Regions from separate parts of the Homo sapiens genome. Here region 2 is linked to region 1. The links are chromatin contacts, found by Hi-C or POLR2A ChIA-PET in ENCODE. All regions are on one chromosome and are shown on one strand. The core of a region is the stretch at or near the end of the contact, and the rest is flanking DNA. Distances in the headings are between cores, read along the strand shown. Region 1 overlaps TIMP2 (TIMP metallopeptidase inhibitor 2). Region 2 overlaps CYTH1 (cytohesin 1).

Region 1 (3,778 bases), core at 905-3,404:
AGACAATGGGAGATTCCCACGGTGAGATCCTTGGCTCTGGTCATCATGGAGCACACAGATGTTCCGAATGGGGAGACTGGAAAAGAAAGAAAATAGATTTTGCTTGTGGAGAATTGTGAATAGTAAGTGAATGCTTAGAAGGTGCAAAAGGGGCCGGGCGAGGTGGCTCACGCCTGTAATCCTAGCACTTTGGGAGGCCGAGACGGGCAGATCATGAGGTCAGGAGATTGAGACCATCCTGGCTAACACAGTGAAACCCCGTTTCCACTGAAAATACAAAAAAAAAATTAGCCGGGCGTGGTGGCGGGCGCCTGTAGTCCCAGCTACTCAAGAGGCTGAGGCAGGAGAATGGCGTGAACCCGGGAGGCGGAACTTGTAGTGAGCCGAGATCGTGCCACTGCACTCCAGTCTGGGCGACAGAGTGAGACTCCATCTCAAAAAAAAAAAAAAAAAAAGAAGGTACAAAAGGAAGAGAGACTCTCACAGGTCCAAGGGTCTAGACAGACTTGCTGCTGGAAGAAGGTGGTGTCCTTGCCTATGGATGGGGAGGAGGTCATTGCAGGGAGGAAGATGCAGGGCTGTGAGTTGGGCAGGGAAGACTCCTGTTATCTCCCCTTGGGTAAGATCTTCCCTCCCTTCCTTAACATGCTCACAGCTCCTGCTTTGCTGGGTATCTCGGTCATCAAGACTTCTATCCCTCTCCTTGGGGATAATAGGAGACTTCCCCCCCTTTTAAGATGCATTTCTGGACTTCCTAAAATGTTTTATTATGAGCACTTTTCTTATTCTCATTCCAAGACAGAGTCTCCCTCTGTTGCCCAGGCTGGAATGCAGTGGTGTGATCTTGGCTCACAGCAACCTCTGCCTCCTGGGCAATTCTCGTGCCTCAGCCACCCAAGTAGCTGGGATTACAGATGTGTGCCCCCATACCTGGCTAATTTTTGTATTTTTAGTAGATACGGGGTTTCACCATGTTGGCCAGGCTGGTCTTGAACTCCTGACTTCAGGTGATCTGCCCGCCTAGGCCTTCCAAAGTGCTGGGATTACAGGCGTGAGCCACCGCGCCCGGCCTACAATTCAGTGGTTTTAGTATGTCACAGAGTTCTGCAACCATCACTACAGTCAAAAAGAAATCCTGTATTCTTGAGCTATTACCCTCCTGACTCCCCTCCCCCTCCCCCAGCCCTAAGCAGCCACTGGTATACTTCCCGTCTCTATAGATTTCTCTATGCTGGGCTTTCCTGGGAACGGAATCATACGTGTGACCCTGTGTAACCGGCTTCTTTCGTGTTTCCAAGGGTCATCCATGTTACAGTGTGTATCAGAATTTCATTCCTTTCTATGACTGAGTATTCCACTGTATGGATAGACCACGTTTTGTTTATCCGGTCATCATTTGATGTGCATTTGGGTTGTTGCCACCGTTTGGCCATTGTGACAAATACTGCAATGAACATTGGTGTGTGAGATTTTGCAGGGACCTGTTCTCATTTTTCCTGGGTGTATCCCTGGCAGTGGAATTGGTGGGGTCGGGGGTGGGGAGGGGTTGGGTGACTTTAGGTTTAACCATTTGAGGAGCTGGCAGACCGTTTTCCAAAGCAGCTGCACCATTTTACACGCCCAGTATTATCTATGATTTTTACAATAAGAAAAAAAAAATCAAATGGAGAAGGGTAGAGGGACAAAAACCACCTGTGGTGCAAAGATCTTACCAGCTAACTAATGCCCTCAAAAAAAACACAGAGGAGGCAGGAGAGCTGGGGTGGCCGCACAGCACGCACGGTGGCGCGTGGCAGAGGCATGGTCTGCAGTGTGGCATTCGGGGGCTGCTGCAGCTGTGCACAGAACAGAGCACGGGAGGAAATTTCCCAGCGTGTCAGCATCTGCTGTGTCTCCTTTTCAGTTCTTTCCTGTATTAAACCTTTAAAATTATGGCATTTATTACGTTTGTCATCAGAAAAATAAAATCTGGAGAGACAAGAAAGGAGACAGAATCCCCCGTGGTGCAGGGAACTTACTTCCAGTTTTCTGCATCCTGTTTGTTCCTATCCACAGGGAACAGCCTTTAAAGTAAGTCCCAGCCGTCCCAGCTCAGTTTCGTCACACTGCCCTCTAGGGGCTTTCTGGCCAAACTGCAGCGCTGCGGAAGGACTCTTGGGTGCAAAAGTGACCTTGGTCTGAGCCAGCACCGGTGTCCAAACATACCCAGCTGAATCCTCGCCCATGCTGAAGCTCTCTGTTTGTTTTTGTTTTTGTTCGAGATGGAGTCTCTCTCTGTTGCCCAGGCTGGAGTGCAGTGGCACAATCTCGGGTCACTGCAATCTCTGCCTCCCGGGTTCAAGCAGTTCTCCTGCCTCAGCCTCCCAAGTAGCTGGGATTACAGGTGCCCAACACCACGCCCAGCTAATTTTTTTTTTTTTTTTTTGAGACAGAGTTTCTGTCTTGTTGCCCAGGCTGGAGTGCAATGGCGTGGTCTCAACTCACCACAACCTCTGCCTCCCGGGTTCAAGTGATTCTCCTGCCTCAGCCTTCCGAGTAGCAGGGATTACAGGCATGTGCCACCACGCCTGGCTAATTTTGTATTTTTAGTAGAGACGGGATTTCTCTGTGTTGGCCAGGCTGGTCTCGAACTCCTGACCTCAGGTGATCCGCCCACCTCGGCCTCCCAAAGTGCTGGGATTACAGGTGTGAGCCACCGCACCTGGGCGGCATTAAGTACATTCACAGTGTTGTGTAACTATCACTATCTATTTCTAGAAGTTTTTCATCATCCCAAACTGAAACTCTCTCCCCATTAACCAATAATTCCCTGTTCCTCTGTTTGCCCAGCCCCTGACAACCACCTTTCTACTTCGTCTCCATGAATTTGCCCATTCTAGACACCTCGTACAGGTAGAGTCATACCTCCTTCCATAGCTGAAGCATTGCACTTAGCATAATGTCCTCAAGTTCATCCATGTTGTAGCATGGGTCAGATTTTATTTTATTTTATTTATTTATGAGACGGAGGCAACAAAGCCCAGGCTGGAGTGCAGTGGCGCGATCTTGGCTCACTGCAACTTCCGCCCCCCAGGTTCAAGCAATTTTCCTGCCTCAGCCTCCTGAGTAGCTGAGGTTACAGGCATGCACCACCACGCCCAGCTAATTTTTGTATTTTTTTAGTAGAGACGGGGTTTCATCATGTTGGTCAGGCTGGTCTTGAACTCCTGACCTCAGGTGATCCGCCTGCCTTGGCTTCCCAAAGTGCTGAGATTACAGGCTTGAACCACTGCACCCGGCTGGTAGATTTTATTTCTTTTTATGTGCATACATTTTAAAGTTTCCAAAATATGTAATACTCTTCTAAGTTGAATTCTATATATGTTTTCAAATTGTTAACATTTCCATTAACTTTTTAACTCAGATACTACTTAGTATCTCAAGGAGGAGGCACGAGGTTTTGATGAGGACACAGAACTAAAGGTGCCAAGTGCAAACAGTTTATTGCATAAAGAAAATAAGGAAATGGGCTGACCATAGTGGCTCACACCTGTAATCCTAGCATTTTGGGAGGCTGAGGCAGGAGGATGGCTTCAGGTTAGGAGTTCAAGATCAGCCTGGACGATATAGCAAGACCCTATCTCTACAAAACAGGAAGGGAGGAAGGAAGGAAGGAAGGAAGGGAGGGAGGAAGGGGGAGGGAGGCATGGAGGAAGGGAGGAAGGGAAGGAGGGAGGGAGTGAAGGGAGTCAGGGAGAGAGGGAGAGAGGCAGGGAAGAAAGGAGGGAGGGAAGAAGAA
Region 2 (3,778 bases), core at 360-2,859, 110 kb after region 1:
GACCAACATGTTGAAACTCTGTCTCTACAAAAAATACAAAAATTAGCCGGGTGTGGTGGTGCATGCCTGTAGTCCCAGCTACTCAGGAGGCTGAGGCAGGAGAATCACTTGAACCCGGGAGGTGGGTATCCCATTTATCAAGAAAATATATAGAGACTGTCTCTGACTTATGGTTGACTTTACGATGGGTTTATTGGGAAGTAACCCCATTGTAAGTTGAGGAGCATCTGGGATATATTTTGATTTTGAGAAGTGATGTCATCAGACTTACTTGATACCTGTAACTTTTAGAAAGATAAGTATATGATGCTTTTTGTGTAAAATTACTTTTTCACTTCTATTTAAAAGTCTTAAGTTCTGTTGTAATGCGATTTTTGATTTTCTAGTGTTTAGAAAAGAGGGTTTTAAGATAGTAGAATGTTGTTGCTTTCTTTTAAACTATATATATACATATATATACATATATATGTATGTGTATATATATATACATATATATATACATATATATGTATGTATATATATATATACATATATATACATATATATGTATATATATATACATACATATATATACATATATATATGTATGTATATATATATACATATATATATGTATGTGTATATATATATATATACACATATATATATGTATGTGTGTGTATATATATATATATATATATATATATATAAACCTGCTATTTGGATAGAGGCCAGAATTAAAACATCAGTAGTCAAAAGAGGGAATTCAGTGTTTCTTGAGTTTTTAGCTTTATATGTCTAAATTTGTAAAATTCAACCATGTATTTTCCGTTCCACATGGGCACCTTTTGCAATTGTGGTAGCAGATGTCCTAGGCAGATGAACATGCAGAAGTGGTTTGTTTAGCCTTCCCTTTTAAAGTTCGTAATCTAGTAAATTTGGGTTAGAATGGTGGTTCCCATACTTGACTAACCCGCAGAATCCCTGGAGGAATCTTTCAAAAAAGCCATTTATTCTGGTTCCTTACTCTAGCCATACCAAACGTACCAGGGCAGATCCAGGAATGAGTGAATGAATAAATACGTACATACATGCACATGCTTGTACACACATGCACACAAATATACTTCTAATGCCCCTAAATTTGGGGACCCCAGGTGTGGAAACTCACGCTTCAGAACCTCTAACTGTTCTCTCCAAGGTCACATCACACAGGCAGGCTCTGGCTTGAGTTGGCCTGGCCAGAGATGCTTCCCTTCATTTCCCGTGTTGAGTGTATAAAATGATTTCACAAGAATTTGTGCGTCCATGATTGTAGGAAGGGATGGCTGAGTGTTGAATGCATTTCCTCAGCTGTAACTATCTAATTTATGTGGTTTTGCTTTAAGCCATTCAGTATTCCGCTTGGAGGGTTTTGAACTTACAGAGGTTTTTAAGAAGAGGCTCAACAGATGAAAGAAGCAAGAATAACCAACCTTGGATTTTTGTTTTTACTCCTTTATTATAGCTACCAAGTATATAGCTACCTACCCACTTTAGCTTCCCCATGTGTCTTTGTGTGGTTTTCTGTTTTGTTCCTTTTAAGAGATACCGTCTCTTTATGTTGCAGCTGTTGCTAGGCAGCCAGTGGCCAGGTGCCAGTTTTAGAGCCCTGATCTGTACAACAGTGAGGAAGCAACCTAAAAAGACCCCTTTGCCTACCCCGTTGGATGAAAGAGAGGCTTGGCGCTGGGATGTAGACTGCTAGGCGCATGAGACCTACGAAGAACTGAGGCTGCGTCCACTTACCCAGAGTGTCTTTGGAGAGTACCTTTTAGTCCTTCCTCGGGGCAGTTGCCATATAGTCTGAAAATGAAGCCACCTCAGGCAGTGGGCTTCGATTGGCTACAATTGTGCCCTTCTTACTTTAGCACTTTGGCAAACATTGAGAAAATTATTATTATGGAAATTTTCTTTCTGTTTTGAGACAGGATCTCACTCTGTTGACCAGGCTGGAGTGCAGTGGTGTTGTCATAGCCCACTGCAACCTCGATCTCCTATGCTTAAGCAATCCTCCCACCTCAGCTTCCTGAGTAGCTAGGGCCACAAGCACATGCCATAACTCCGTGGATGCCGAAAGTAGATAACGAGACCTACTGGATCAGAATGAGGCAGATTAGTACACATCGCACAGCAAATAGCAGGAATATCAGCATGAAAGTGCTGGTGCCCCTGACCTCAAGTCTCGTGGGGTGACATGATGGGCCCAGATGATGTCTATGCATGAATTGGGTTTGCCTACAGCTGAGGAACCAAGGACCACCAAGGACTTAGCACTTTCCTTTCTTTTTTTCTTTCTTTTTTGTTTTTTTGAGATGGAGTTTCGAGTTTCACTCTTGTTGCCCAGGCTGGAATACAATGGTGCAATCTCGGCCCACTGCAACCTCCTCCGCCTCCTGGGTTCAAGCAATTCTCTTGCCTCAGCCTAGCGAGTAGCTGGGATTACAGGCATGCACCACCATGCCCGGCTAATTTTTTATTTTTAGTAGAGACGGGGTTTCTCCATGTTTGTCAGGCTGGTCTCGAACTCCTGACCTCGGGTGATCTGCCTGCCTCGGCCTCCCAAAGTGCTGGGATTACAGGCGTGAGCCACCACACCGGGCCTGGGCTTAGCACTTTTTATAGCAAGTGATAGACAGGCCAGGCTTCTTCTCCTCAATGGGGGCATGTCATGCTACAGTCTCCTTGACCAACTTCATGTCGCCAGCTACAAGAAGACAGACCTTGCAGTTTGGCACTCTCAGCAAGGACATGCAGGGATGCTTGGGGCCTCGGCCAAAGGCAGCATGATATAGATGGAGCATAGTTTAATTAATCATCCTGTCTTGTTATTTAGAAGTTTCCACTTTGTTCCTGTAAGAAAGAATCCTGTAACATTCTTGTGGATAAAGTTTTGCTCACATTTCCAGTGATTTTCTTAGGCTAGATTCCTGTAAGTGGACTTACTGGGTTAGGGAGTTTAACTTTGTAGTCTCTTGATATGTACTGCCAAATGGGTTTTCAGAAAGTGTGAATCAGTTTACACCTCATACCAGTATATGATGATACTTGTTAATTTATCCTTCCTGACATTGAATTACTATTTTTTTAAACTTTTTTTTGAATTTTTTTTTTTGAGGCAGAGTCTTGCTCTGTCACCCATGCTGGAGTGCAGTGGTGCGATCTTGGCTCACTGCAACCTCCACCTCCCTGGTTCAAGCAATTCCCCTGCCTCAGCCTCCCAAGTAGCCATGCCTGGCTAATTTTTTTTGTATTTTTAGTAGAGAAGGGGTTTCACCATGTTGGCCGGACTGGTCTTAAACTCCTGACCTCAGGCAGTCTGCCCGCCTCAGCCTCCCAAAGTGCTGAGATTCAGGCATGAGCTACTGCACCCGGCTGAATATTTTTTTAATCTTTTGGGTTGCTGATATAATTAAAATTTTTTCCTGCCTCTCTCAGCATTGGCAGAATGAACTTTGTTCTAAGAACCTCGGCTAGTGTTTACATGTATTAGAATGGGAAAATTATAGCAGCTTCTTTCCCAGGTCGTTTTTTATTCATCTATTCAACAGATACTTATTGAACACCTATAATGAGCTGGACACTCTATGGGCCTTGCAATTTAGACATGAATAGAGTTCTCAGGTACCTTACATTCTAATTAGAAGGAGAACTTTGACCTCTAACCAAGACCTGTTTAATTCATAGGAGGGTTTCTTTTCTTTTTTTTAAACTGCACTCACGGTCATCCCCCCAAAGGATGAGGGTTTCTTAAGTTATG

Evidence for each region. Hi-C counts contacts between places; a loop is a spot of excess contacts on that map. ChIA-PET counts read pairs that join two places held with the same protein, here RNA polymerase II (POLR2A). Pooled maps may share reads with other maps.
Region 2: a loop to region 1 is called in a pooled map, with 2.2 times the contacts of the local background. The contact joins two enhancer-like sites. A Hi-C loop is called at or near these places in 1 of 50 pooled maps. POLR2A ChIA-PET finds 5 or more read pairs at or near these places in 2 of 52 experiments (Caco-2 and activated T-cell).

The regions. Positions count from the first base shown.
Region 1 is chr17:78,864,272-78,868,049 of GRCh38, reverse strand. All of the region lies in intron 3 of TIMP2 (TIMP metallopeptidase inhibitor 2), which reads left to right. LOC124904068 (a long non-coding RNA gene) reads right to left here. Exons shown (of 2, transcript XR_007065924.1): 2 at 1-76. Among named protein-coding and RNA genes, the nearest start is that of USP36, 25 kb to the right of the region's middle. Within about 2 kb of position 2,154, at least 12 of the 41 ENCODE cell types and tissues checked have a DNase peak (open chromatin) inside an H3K27ac peak, as active enhancers do.
Region 2 is chr17:78,757,267-78,761,044 of GRCh38, reverse strand. All of the region lies in intron 1 of CYTH1 (cytohesin 1), which reads left to right. Among named protein-coding and RNA genes, the nearest start is that of CYTH1, 23 kb to the left of the region's middle. Within about 2 kb of position 1,609, at least 21 of the 41 ENCODE cell types and tissues checked have a DNase peak (open chromatin) inside an H3K27ac peak, as active enhancers do.